Regions from separate parts of the Mus musculus genome. Here region 2 is linked to region 1. Evidence: chromatin contacts called from ENCODE Hi-C or POLR2A ChIA-PET data. All regions are on one chromosome and are shown on one strand. The core of a region is the stretch at or near the end of the contact, and the rest is flanking DNA. Distances in the headings are between cores, read along the strand shown. Region 1 overlaps Wwtr1 (WW domain containing transcription regulator 1). Region 2 holds the start of Wwtr1 (WW domain containing transcription regulator 1).

What was found. Hi-C counts contacts between places; a loop is a spot of excess contacts on that map. ChIA-PET counts read pairs that join two places held with the same protein, here RNA polymerase II (POLR2A).
Region 2: a loop to region 1 is called in a map of heart, with 2.3 times the contacts of the local background. The contact joins the promoter of Wwtr1 here to the enhancer-like site in region 1. A Hi-C loop is called at or near these places in 5 of 37 maps with a recorded cell type or tissue (all heart). POLR2A ChIA-PET finds 5 or more read pairs at or near these places in 4 of 5 experiments (Patski and embryonic stem cell).

What each region holds. Positions count from the first base shown.
Region 1 is chr3:57,530,493-57,537,305 of GRCm38, reverse strand. All of the region lies in intron 2 of Wwtr1 (WW domain containing transcription regulator 1), which reads left to right. Among named protein-coding and RNA genes, the nearest start is that of Wwtr1, 42 kb to the left of the region's middle. Within about 2 kb of position 4,150, at least 1 of the 3 ENCODE cell types and tissues checked has a DNase peak (open chromatin) inside an H3K27ac peak, as active enhancers do; it is heart, where a contact is called at or near this core.
Region 2 is chr3:57,573,496-57,580,308 of GRCm38, reverse strand. It overlaps Wwtr1 (WW domain containing transcription regulator 1), which reads left to right and starts at 4,433. Exons shown (of 7, transcript NM_133784.3): 1 at 4,433-4,708; 2 at 5,052-5,486. The coding sequence starts at 5,056.

The DNA.
Region 1 (6,813 bases), core at 2,901-5,400:
ATATGTGTCTCAGTATGTTCAGGATGCTATATCAGATGAGTGATAAATGTATATTTTCACAGTTCTGAAAGCTGGGAAGTTCAAGATGATAGTAGATGTTGTTGTCTGACCCTGTGGTTCTTTGTTTCTGAATCTGTCACCAAAGGGACATATCTTTCTGACTTCTTTAGCAGGACACTAGTTTTGCTTATGAGCCTTTAGGATCTAATCCTTTCAAGAAGAATTCATCTTGGGAGTTTATATTTCAGTGCATGAATTTACTAAGGCCACAGCCATTAATGGTATCTGTTCATATTCTTACCTTCTTTTTGTTCCCAATACTTCAGTGAACAGGCTTTTAGGGTCACCAAAATTCAGAGTGGGAACTGTTAGTGGCTTATGGGAGTGGCTAGGGTTTGGGGTGTGTGTGTATATGTGTAACGTACAGCCACATTTCAATAACTCAGCAACTCTACTCAGACATGCTTCTGGTCTAAACCTGGAGCTTAAATCTTTGAGTGCTAGCTCCTGCTATCTATTGGCCTTTGGGTATGTCCCCTTAAAGGAGCTGTGCTGTGGTTCAGTAAATTTTCCTCAAGCTGGGACCTCACACATACTTTCTTCCTCATTGTCCATTGGCCCTTTAAATTCCTGGTGTACCTTTCATGTTTCTTGGCCTAGGTCTAGCTCATCACTGTCTTTGATTGGACCATTACAGTCTTTCTTTCACTGGCCGCTCTCCCGTGAGTGGTCTTATTTTTCTTTGACTTTTTTTTTATTGTCATGCTGTGACAAGAATGTTTTCTAGTAGGATGGATGTCCTACTATTGTGCTTATGATTTAAATGTGATTGAAAGCACTTATTTGGCATTTAGGATGAAGACCATGTATCTTCTGGTGCTTGCTCAGAAGGCCATCTGGTGTGACTAAGCTATTCCTCAGGCATACTGAACTTAGTTTTCCTTCTCTACTCTGCATAGTCCTTGCACACTGGGCCTTCTCAGGGCTCATTCCTGTCTCTTCAGCTCCTCTTCCCTTCTTTAGTGGACAGGCTTAAAAAGCCACCACTCACGTGTCCATAGACACTCCTGCCTCTTGGCTCTATGAAGGAGAATGTAGAAATATAATGCTTTTGTTTTCTGGTTAGGCTTGGTTTCTCCTGGCACCTATCCTGCCTTGCTCTCTGGTTTGCCACAGTGTGTGATTGGAGGAGGGTGTGAAGACGGGTCAGTAACCCTTCAACAGGAAGGACAGGACTTGAGGGCTCAAGGATAGGAGCCCTGGGCGGGCCTGACATCAGCACCCAACGCTCAATGGAGAAACAGTGAGCAGCTGGTCGTCATGTGGGCCGGGAGGAATGGGGCTGGGCTAGGGGCTGGGATTAAGGCAGCCTTGTGGCAGCAGCTGTGGTATTGGGAACACCTGGCCCTCCTGGAAGTCCAGGGGCTCTGTCTCTGACCTCTTTCCTTCATTTCCTGCATTCTCCAAATGACAGCAGAACATTGAAATAGAACTCGAGGCGAACACGTCCTGCAAATATTTGGGTTTCCTGAAATTGGTCTCTCTTTCAGTTGAGGAGGCCCTCTTACGATGAGGAGTGATCAAAGCTAGTTTAGGCGCCCTACAAACTCTTGTGAGGCCCTTAAGAACCTGTGTAGTGTGTGTGGGATGGGGGTGAGAACTGCACGTTGTGAGCTTCAGGGAGCAGGCCCTATATCGCAGGGAGTTAGGCTCCAGTCTTGGTCTGGCAACAATTTTAGGCAAATTACAGAGCTTCTGAGACTCAAATTTCTTCACCTATAAAGCAGGACAGTAGTACTAGAACGTGGAACAAAGATTAGGAGGATCTAAAACAAATGGGTTTCATGTTATAAAGTGCGAATATTTTACATATATCACTGTCAGTAGTACTATTGCTGCTTATAAAGTATGGAAGTCTTCTGCTCTTTGAGTATGTTCTCCAACTCATAGTGTGTTGTGGATGCGCCCTAAAGCCTGTAGCCGTAGCAGTATCCCATCCCTGACCTTGGATATAGAGAATGCGTGTGTGTCACAGATCTGTGCAGCCTCTCGGCTGACTTCTTGTATGTGACATTTACTAACACCACAGAAGTATTGTTACCACAACAGCATTTCTTTCCCCACTGACATTATCTCATAATCCAATCATTATTAGGAGAAAAATGTCAGTTGATTTTCTGCATCAGTAAGGACGTGAACAATGAAAACCGTGTAACACAAAAACTTTCTGTGCGGAATAGAAAAATGTCATTGCTTTCATGATTTTGTCAGTGGGGTGGTTCATGGCTCTACTTCAGAGTTTCCAGAGACTGAAATGGAATGGGGATTGGGAAGGGAATATAATTATGGGAAGGAGGGGGAGAACCCCCCTGCCTTATAATTATTAGCATTATTAGGAAGTAACTGTCCTTTGAATTATATTTTAGCTAAAGAAATTATAAAGCAGTATTTTCATGTGAACTTCCCCTTGTGTTTGAGACATTCGCTGACAATTCTTCATAAATCTTAATTATGACGTCAGAATTCCTTGTGAAGCGTCTCTTCATGTGTGTTCCCTTGTACAGTTATTAACAAAAGCCCCTTTATGTCTCGGCCCAGCTTGATTTCAGTCATGAACTCCATGTTCCTTTATTACTTCATAGAAGCTGGTTTCTTGACTGACTTAGTAAATTGGTTCCCAAGGACTTGGTGGGAAGCCAGAGGGCCCGAGTGAGGAGACGTGCTTATAGTCCAGGGTGGGTAGAGACAAAGGGAGACTGGCTGCTGGTAACCCACTCCTTCCCAGGAAAGCTTCATATGCCCTCATGGGTTCTTAACCAACTTTTAAAACTTTAGCCCAAAGTTAGTATGTTTTGAAGGCTATAGGTAGATTTTTACATGTGCCGTCCAGAGTAGAAAGGAGCCTGGTTAGTTTTGGCTTTAAAAATCTAGCTTTTCTTATAAAAAAATCCTTGAGCACTGGCCCCGTTACCTTTAACAGTGGTGAGCTGATTAGCCACCTGAAGGATTTAGTGATCCCTTCAGAGTTGTTTAATGGCAGCTATGGAGGCAGAAGCAGGTGGATCTCTAAGTTCAAGGGCAGCCCTGGTTTACATAGCGAGTTCAAGGCCAGCCAAGGCTACACATTGAGACCCTGTCTAAAATAAACCTGCTTTATGCTAATGTTCTTATTTCAGTTCCTATCGAGGGCTTCCGCTTTCTGATGTAACGTCTCTAATCACTTATGACCCAGTCTGACTGCTGGCATTTCAAAATGTCTCCAGACTGAGGCTGAAAGGAAAACTGGCAGAAGAATGCATCAGATTGCCTCTGTTCTTGGAGCCTTAGCTGTTCTTTCCTCCGAGTACTTAGCTTGCTCCGAAAGAGCTGAAAGACTTGTGAATGCTCACTCGGAGCACACAGAGGATTCTAAATGTCCTCTTACGCGATGGTGGACGATAAAAATGATGAAACTTTCTACTGAACTCTGCCTTCAGTGTACCAGAGCTTCTCTCACAGCTCTGTGGAGACATTTCCCCACCCCTCCTCCTCTGAGAAGGCTTTGTTGTTACTTTGTCCCCTCCCCTAAACTACTTGATGCGAGAAATAGATCTAATAATTTTTTTTTAAGCCCAGTATTTTAAGTCAGAATCTATGGTACTTGCAGTTTTGTTTACAGGATATTAAAGGATGGAGATTTGGAACATATTAGTTTTGGGAGTATTTGGGCTGACGGTGAACTCAAGAAAAACTAGGTATTAGCTACTGGAAAGCTTTGAGGAGTATGTGATCATACAGTCTCAAGAAAAGGGGAACTGGTCATTGTAACTTGAATTTTTTTCAAACCTTATTTATAATGATAGTGCTTAAACGCTTTAACCTCCCTTGTGGTCCACGACCCACCAGAGGTAGTGGAAAAGAAAGGATACAGGGAAGTGGGCTTGTTTAGAAATGGTTCTTTGGAGCAACTCCTGTTTGTGTTGTCTACAAATCAGCAGTTCAGTTCATAGGTTAGTAGGTAGCAGCCACAGCAGCTCGATCCACTCGCAAACACTTCATGGATACACCAGTAGTTCTGTTTGGTAGAGTTGGCTTAGCAACAACAGCAGTGATAAGACCTAGCAGAGACAGCCAGGCCTTAGCCTTGGCTCCAGTCAGTAGGAGGGACCAACAGGAACACCAGGAGAAGTTCTCAGCTGTGCCTCGTTCAGGGAAGCTAAGATCAGCGAAGACTCGAGACCCACAAGCGTTGCACAGCTAGCTGTACCAGCAAGCCACACTCTGTCTCTGTCACTCCATCACTCTGTGGGGTCTCATTTATACCCTCCAAACATTTTGTGTCTTTCCTCAGCATGTGCATCCAATCAGCCTGAGTCCTCCGAGTCCAGACAAATGCAGCTTAATTACGAAATGTAAGGTGGACCAGTGCATTCGAGTTGTTAGCAAAGAATCCTTCATCACGTGTCCTTTCATGTGCTTGCTTTAGCATAGCATCCTCTCTCCTGTGTCTGCTTCTGTGTTCCTTCAGGAATCTGCCTTAGTCTTTCAACTGTGTCCACTTCAAGAAAACACTCTTATGTGTTTGCTTCGGCAAAACACCATCCAATACAACCGACTCTTCAAAGAACCCTTAAGTTTCCACTTTAGGTCATGATGGGTCATTTGTGTTGTTTCTTTTGAAATAGTACCCACTTCTTAACATTTGTGTATTTTTGAATGTAGGAATATTGCTTCATTAGAACCTGAGCGTTGTTCTGTGTTCTGAGATACTAAGGACTGGGGTGTTGGTTTTAAAATGACGTTAGTCTGCTCTCACAAGTCTGTCATTTGTATAGGTTCTTGCATTTGTATAGATTTATCCATGTGTTGCTCCACACAGTATCTTTGGAGTGGCAGCAGTATCTGTTTCAAAGTGGCTGCTAACTGGGTTCATTGGTTTCTTCTTTTCTGGGCTTCTCTCTGATTGCTTGAGCTCCATTATGGCATGGTGGCTGGGCTTCAAGGGTAAGCATTCCTAGAGATAGAACATAGAAGCTATAGCTGGGTTTTGGAAGTGCATGTCTATAATCTGTAACCCTGGAGGCTGGAGGTAGCAAGCAGAGCTTAAGGTGAATTCTAGTCCAGGCTGAGCCACCTAAGACTCCGCCTTTAAAAAAAATGTTGTGTAAATGTCATAATTACTTAGGCAGGCCACAGCTCTTGTAGAAAGTGCCAAATTATTCATTTTTTTTTTTTTAAATCAGTTATCAGCTTCTGGAAACCAATTCTGTAGTCTGTGTCTCGCAGATGTTACCCAGACATATGAATAGCACAAACTTGTGACTATATCCCTGTGTGTATCCTGATGTCCCTTGACTATGCATGCCTACAATTAAAGTTCAAATAGGTAGTTTCATGACTTGTAGCAATATGTTATTGAGATATCATTGTTATCAAATAAGTAACCCCAGTGAGACCCATCTTGAGAACAATTGGCCTTATTTCAACCAAGAAGTGAGGGAGAGTATCAGGCCTGTGTCCATTTTACTGTTCTCATTCAAGTAAGTTAAGTGTCAAATCTAAGGGGCCTGGGACCCCAGTTTTGGCTGGCTGAGAAGGATAGAGAAGGCATAGTTGTTTTAGTATAGGCTTGGCAGGCTCCTTGTTTCCCTTTTGATTTTGTCGACTTAGCTGATGATAGGCTTATAAGGCTCTAAGCACTTTGCTTACGGTACCCAGTTATATTTGCCTAGGAGACTATGGTATGTCTGAAATCTTAGTTATTGCTATTGCTCTTTGGTAGCAATATTAGTGTTTGAAAGTGTTATCCCTTGCCGGTTTTATTACCATGCAGTATAGAGTTTGTTGCCTTTTCATTGTCCCAACGCTGGAAAATTTGATGTTTTTAAACAAAATGAAGCATCCCTGTTGTAATTTCTTGTATCTCTCCAGAATACACACATTATCTTGGCATGTTTTACCTTTTAATGATAGTGTTGAGTATTTTTTATTCAGGAAGTCAGTACACTGACAGAGTTGGCAGAATTTTAAGTCTTCTTTCCACCCAACACTGTTTAAATAGTTGGAGGATTGGCTATAATGGACAGACCCTTCTTTTCAACTGAGTTCAGTTGGCAGCCAGTGGACACTTTTCCTTTATTTTGGTAAGGTTTTTCCCTGGGCAAATACTTAACCAAATCCTGCTTTTCATTTGTTTTTGATGGCACCAGACCATACTTCCCAGCCATTTGCAGACAGTGTCTGTCTGGTGGTGGGATTTCCTGGGCACAGAGCCCCTAATTGGTACTGGCTGGCTTCTTGAACTTCACTGCTATACTTGATTATTTGCTCGCTGTTTTCTGCCATGGGAACCAGTAAGTGTACCCTTTTGAGACAGCAAAGCAACAAGAACCATCTGTTGTTAATTAGTTATACTACTACATACTTCAGCCTGTGAACCTGGCTTAGTCAAACCTTCCTTCTGCTAGGTATGGTGGTACAGACCTGTGATTCAAACATGTAGGAAGCCGAGGCAGGAAGATTGTTGAGTTTCAGGTTGGCCTGGGTTACATAACAGTTTTAAGGTTAGACTGGGCAATATGACAAGACACTGTTAAAACAAAACAAAACAAAAATAAAGACCTTTCTTCTGATATCCAAGTCAGTTCATCAGCACTCTGCAGAGATCTGGGTGAGACTGCAAGTTAGAAGCTACACCTGAGGAGTGGGTGAATATAGTTAAGAGAGGGAGCAGGGTTATTGCACCAAGCTGTCCTCATCAGTTTCCTTACTGGCCAACCAGCATTTGTTGTGCATGCCAGAGAACGCCCACTGATGGACGACCCAGGTGCCCAC
Region 2 (6,813 bases), core at 3,184-5,683, 43 kb before region 1:
TCTCCACTTTTCCCCTCCTTTCCATTCATCTTCTTTTAAGAGATTTATTTATTTATTTATTTATTTATTTATTTATTTATTTAATGTATATGAGTACACCATTGCTCTCTCCAGACACACCAGAAGAGGGCATCGGATCCCATTACAGATAATTATAATCCACCATGTGGTTGTTGGGATTTGAACTCAGGACCTTTAGAAGAGCAGTCAGTGCTCTTAACCGCTGAGCCATCTCTCCAGCCCCATGAGTCTTCTTTTAAGCTGACTAATTCTACCTGATGCTGCCTGTACATACATGGGTGTAGGGTCATTCAGTACAGCCTCTTAGGCTACACATCCATGAAGAAAACTGGCTCTTTCTCCCCCAGCAGCCACCAACTCCCAATAGTTTCTCAGCTAGCATAAGGCTTCATGGACCCTTCTCCCATCCATGCATGGATTAAGCTGGCTTGTTCTTGTTCCATTCCTGGCCCTAAATGTGGGATTTTGCAAAGTTGGTATAGTACTATTTTCCTGAAATTACAAAGAGAAAGCAAAGAACTAGAGTGCTTGAGTGTCTGAAGTGACTAGGGTGACTGAAGAATTATACTTTTTTTTTTTCTTTTGAGACAGTGTCGTTATGTATCATTAGCTATCCTGGAACTCACTATGTAGACCAGGCTGGCCTTGAATTTACTCTGTAAATTTACCTGCTTCTGTCCCAAAATGCTGAGATTAAAGGTGGTCACTACTACACCAAAGCAAAGGAGTCATACTTAAACTTAGTTAAGTTTTCTGTTGTTGTGATAAAACACTATGACTCAAGTCAACTTGGGGAGGAAAGAGCTTATTTCATTTTACAGCTTCCCATCATCTTGAGAAGATACAGCAGGAACTCAAGGTAGGAACTGAAGAACACTGGTATCTTATAGCACCTAGGACCACCAGTTTAGGGTTAGTTTTGCCTGCAGTGAAATTGGCTTTTCCAGATCAAGAATCAATTTAAAAAAAAAATCCAACACAGGTTTGCCAGCAGCACACCTGGTACGCCAGTACCTGGACCTGATAGTTAAGATAGCTGTCGTTTAAGTTATTATTGTTGGAAAGATTGGGATAGCAGCATATTTCATTGATGCATATACTATCAGGTTATTTATTTATTAAGACAAGGTCTCCTTATGCTATGCAGTCTGGCCTGGAACTACTAGGCTCAAGTGATAGATTCTTCTGCCTCAGCCTTAGACTACAAATGTATGCCAGTGTGCCTGCCCTATGATGAATGATTGATTGCATGTGTTTAGGAATGGGAAGTTTTTGAGTTAGCAACGATTTCTAACTTACGCCTGGGTTCACTGCTGTTTGAGACTTAGCAAGGAATAAAGACTGCATCCTTATTTATCTGATCTCAAGCCCTATTCACCTCTTTGAGATAAGAACCTTCCTGGAATGGGACTGGCCTTGGACATCCTCACAGCAGCACAGCAGCTTCTGAATTGGTAACCTTTCCATCCCAGGCACTTTGCTTCCTCCAGCTCCACAGTTCATTCCCTCCCTCTTGCAAAGATTCTGTTTCCAAGGCAAGGAGCCTCAGCAGCGTTCGTTCCCCCTTTCTCTCTGTCCTTTGAAGAGAGGACTTGTTTCTGGAATCAGCAGTTTCAGATTACTGGAAGCAACCAGCCCTGCTTATCTTGGTAGGTGATCCAGGTGCCTTTCTCTGTTTGAAGCAGATCCTCTTAAACTCTGGGTTGTGAACTCACATGGGTTGTGTAATTTATTGTGGAGCAGGGGTCGTGAAAGATTTGGCAACTGTGAGAGGCAGAAGCAGGCAGATCACTGAGTTCCAGGACATAGCCAGGGCTATAGAGAAACCCTGTCTCAAGAAAAATAGTTTTTAGATTACATGCACAGAACCAAAAATTAATTCAAAATCAAACATGATTTTCATCGTTGGTAATACTTGTTTGTGTGGCATCTTGAGACTTCACTGTACTCTTGGTTCTGAACATACATGTTTAACATGTGTACTTTGTTCTGGGCACACTACACAACACCAAGGAGAGCTGCCTGAAATAGTACTGCTCAGATTTGAATTGTGGTCTTACTGGGCATACAGCACTGTGCTTTTACAGAAAATGATTTAATTATGGAAAATAGACAATATTTTTCTACCTTCATTCCTCAGTATGTATACATTAACATATATTTTGGTTAGGATGTTTGATGTTGGAAATGACTGAGTTGCTGACTTGACTTTCATTACAAAAAAAAAAAAATCATTAAATGAAATATTGGCTTGGACCTAGGACAGAACTTCCAATAGTTTCTGAGATGGCCCTAAACATACTTCTGCCATTTTGTACAACACCAGTCTCAGGACTAGCAATTATAAAATAAAAAAGGTGAAAAATGTTGAAGGCACCCTATGTCCTGTAGTATCAAAGAGTCAGGATTAGCCGGGCGTGGTGGAGCACACGTTTAATCCCAGCACTTGGGAGGCAGAGACAGGTGGATCTCTGAGTTTGAGGCCAGCCAGGTCTACAAAGTGAGTTCCAGGACAGCCAAGGCTACACAGAGAAACCCTGCCTCGAAAAACCAAAAAAAAAAAAAAAAAAAAAAAAAAAAAAAAGAAAAAAAAAAAGAGTCAGGGTTTAATTCTGTATATGGGAACCATCACATTTGTTTAGCACTTATTATTACTAGGGAATGATCCCAGGCAAGTGCTCTGCCACTGAACTATAGTCCTAGCCCAAAGCATATCTTATTATCTTTAATGAACGGCAAAATTTTATATATGCCCAGGAATGAATTATTTTAAAATCAATTTATGATTATCAGTAAATGTTTGATTCTTACCTATTTTATACAAATATAGATTAGGGTCAGATAGATAGTTTTTCAGGCAAAAAGGGGTCATGATTGAAAAAGTTCAAGAGGCCTTAGTATAAGACCACTTGCCATTTTGGGAAAAGTCTGTAAGGGACCTGGAGTCACAGCTCATGTATGGGTACTGGGATAGGACACAGCTAATCAAAGATGGTCTCAAAATTAAAAAAAAATGTGTTGGGGGCTCATGTGGGGGCTAGAGTTGGTTCTCTCCTTCTACCATGTAGTGTGTGGGATTCGAACTCAGGTTGTCAGAATTGCCTGAAAGGATCTTTTCCAGCTGAGCCACAGTTTTGTTCTCTCTTCTGTCTTAAAGTAAAAATGATGGAGTGGCTTGCATTTGTCCCTTCACCTTGCTGTTAGGTCACAGTTGTCTTCATTTTCCTGTAGCACTGTCAACTGTGGATTTAATTTTGACTTTTATGTCTCTCTTTAATATGGTGAGGCACAGTGCCTGCATTTGATACAATTCTGCTGACAAACTTCCATGCAGCCTTGGCTAAGCAAAGTGCTTTGCGTGTATTGCCTCATTTAACCTATCTAATAAACTTGTCTATTAGAATCTGTGGGTCGGGTAGGGGCTTTCTGGAATGTAACTTAAAAAGCAGCCACCCTTTCTTGGAGAGAAGGAATAGTTGAGCAGCTGGCAGTGGGAAGGGCAAGGCCTCCTCCCTCTTCCCGGCAGCTGTCTTACCAGGCCAGACCTCCTCTCTCCAAAGGCTGGGGTCTCCACCTCTGGCCCATGTCCAGTCGGGTGGGAGGCTGTGTGGCTTTTTCCGGGTCACTGGCACACCCTCTCTATCCTAGCCACCTGCCCCTGTTCCATTCCAGTTCCAGGCTCCCTAGAGCGACCCAGGGACATTCCAATCCTCCCACTACCCTCGCAAACGCCGCGGGAGGAGGGAAGGGGGCGCAATTGCTTGGCCTTCTAGAACGCAGCTTTGTCTCGGCCTTCTAAGGATTGATGAAAGGCTTGAAAGTTGGTAGTTTACAATCGACTCCTCGGTGAAGCCGCATCTTCAGCAACAGCGGCACTTTTTGGGAAACCGTCTCGCAGACAACTGAAAGCCAAACAGCCAAGTTGTCTCCCCAGCAGACCAAATATGGTCACAAGCGTTAAGCAGCCTTCCGTGGAAAGTCTGGCCTCGCGGGTGTCTCCCTGAGCCAGGGTGCGCCCCGGTCCGACCTCTGGCAGATCCGCGCCCCGTGCCACATTCCGGGTGCTGGGCGCTCCCCTTAAGACGAGGGCAAGCGCTCAGGACAGACTCATTCTGGGCCTTGGACCCTCAACCGAGGGCCCTCCGTTATTCTCCGATTTGGTTTTTGTCCATAACCCCTTGATTTAACAGGCTTGAACCATTTTCTCTTTGATCCCGCCCCAAGTCAGTGGTAAACTCAAAGGAATGCAGATAGGCGCTCGGCGGGAGAGGTCGGAGCGGCGCGGCGGGGCGGGGGCACGGTCTCTCCCGAGCTGCGAAGTGCCCAGCCCACCCCCGCCAGCCGGGCTAGGGTGGGAGGAGGAGGAAGAGGAGGGGCGTGGGGCAGGCTGGCTCCGGCCAGGAGGTCATGCATAATTCAACAGCTCCACTTTCGGCCCGCCTCTTTCCTAAGGGTGGGAGTTTGCTTCAAACTTTGTTTATGGGACAGTCCGGGAGCCGCGGCGGCTGCGCTCGTCTACGTCTTCTCTGTCGCCTCCTCGCGCAGTGGGAGCGCCCGAGGCCGGTTCCGGGGATGTAAGAGGATAAGCCTTCGGCTGCTGGGAATCCGCTCGGGATCTGCCAGCCGGGACCGGGTTCCAGCTCGTCAGTTCGGGAGGCGCCCAGGCTTGGCTTCCCCGAGTCCCCAGGTAGCTCCCGCCGCGCCCCGCACCCTCTGTGGCGTCCGGCTCTTAGACGACCGCAGTCGGGACGCCTGGGGTTGCCGGTGGGGGTATTGGGCAGGGGAAGCTGCGACTGGGTCTGGTGCAGGCACCCCCCCCCCCCTTCCTCCCGCGGCTGCCTGCTCAGGGGAGCTTCTCTGTTGCGGGAAAGTTGCATAATCTCGGAGGCCAGGGGCGCCCCCTCCCCCACCGGCTGGTCCCTGGACCCATACCTAACTGTCTCTAGGTTCTCTCTGTCCTTCCCCGGGACTACCCCCTCCTCCTCTGACTTGCACCAAAAGGCTGATCTGATCTTTCTTTTTTCTTGTAGAAAGATGAATCCGTCCTCGGTGCCCCATCCGCTCCCGCCGCCAGGGCAGCAAGTCATCCACGTCACGCAGGACCTGGACACCGACCTCGAAGCCCTCTTCAACTCTGTCATGAACCCCAAGCCCAGCTCATGGCGGAAAAAGATCCTCCCGGAGTCCTTCTTTAAGGAGCCCGATTCCGGCTCGCACTCGCGCCAATCCAGCACAGACTCATCAGGCGGCCACCCGGGGCCTCGACTAGCTGGCGGCGCGCAGCACGTCCGCTCGCACTCGTCGCCCGCATCCCTGCAGCTGGGCACCGGTGCGGGAGCCGCTGGAGGCCCTGCACAGCAGCATGCACATCTCCGCCAGCAGTCCTATGACGTGACCGACGAGCTGCCGTTGCCCCCCGGGTGGGAGATGACCTTCACGGCCACTGGCCAGAGATACTTCCTTAAGTAAGTCTGCCGGCAGTCAAGAGGGGCAAAGTTGTGATGCCCTGGACGCTCGTGTGTTCGTGGCGTGTGTGTGTGTGTGTGTGTGTGTGTGTGTGTGTGTGTGAAAGAGAGACAGAGACAGAGAGAGAGAGACAGAGAGAGACTGAGAGACTGACTCTTCCAAGGTGCTTCAGAGATCTGCTAAGATAAAAAAGTAGGGGATGAATCTCTGGGAGTTGTACTTGACTAGAACAGAGAACGTTTCATGAAGTGGAAACTGCTTAAGCCCTAAGAGATCCAGGCCATTGGAAAACTTAAACTTGGGGAAAGGAATTTTGAGCGACTTTGGCCTAAATCTGGGTCTTAGGCCCTTAGCGCCTTCACTTAAGTTAGCTAGCTCACAGCCAGGTGAGTAGGTGGTCTGGGTTCTTCAGTCACTCAGGAAAAGCAAACCGGAAAAGAACACAGTGCCTGGTGGGCTTTACCTCTCCCAGCTGATGACGTAATGACCACACAGCACAGTAATGTAATTACCAACCGCACTGTAAAGTAGTTATGGGCTGGACCAACAAATTGTGTGGAAATTGGGTCAGGAGTCTTATGTTACACTTGGTAACCTAAAATACCGTCACGGCAGGGCAGTAGTGTGCGTTGTCATCCTTCATGCCCTATCTGCCTAGCTTTTTGAGGTTGTGAATTTTACATTAGATCCAGCTTTTTGAATTAGATCGAACAGAGAAATGTATTCTCAATTGCTAGAGGGAGTTCTTGAGGGAAAGCCGGGGCTGGCACTTGAATTGTTATCAGAACCAGTGAGGTCATAGGGGTCAGGTTAGAAAAGGCCTCCGAAGAAGTTGTGGCTGAGCCATTGGTGTAGAATCACTTCAGCTCGGCTCGGCTGCGCTGCCTGCCCAAAGGGAAGACATCTAAGAACTTGTCTTAAACTTCATCTTACAGCCCCGTTCCTTTGCTGAAGTAGCCTTGCTTTGAAAGGCTCAAATGTAAGATAGCACGTACTATTTTAAAAAATGTAATGCCAAGCTCCTCCTTGGCATTAACTATCTTTGGTCCTTTGATTACCCTCTAAGAATGAGCGGATGGCAGTGGATGCTGTGGGCATATCTGAGACTCATCCTGGTTCCCAGCTCTTCCTCATCCCAAAGCTGTTGACATCACGTGCACTTACTTAGTTTTATGTGTATGTGTGTGCGCCTGGATGTATGTATGTGCACCACATACATGAAGTGCCTGTGGAGGCCAGAAGAGGATGTCTAATTCCCTGGGGTGGCAGTGTGAGCTCCATCCCCCTCCCCTAATTTGGGATTTCGGTGCTAGGAACGGAACTCCA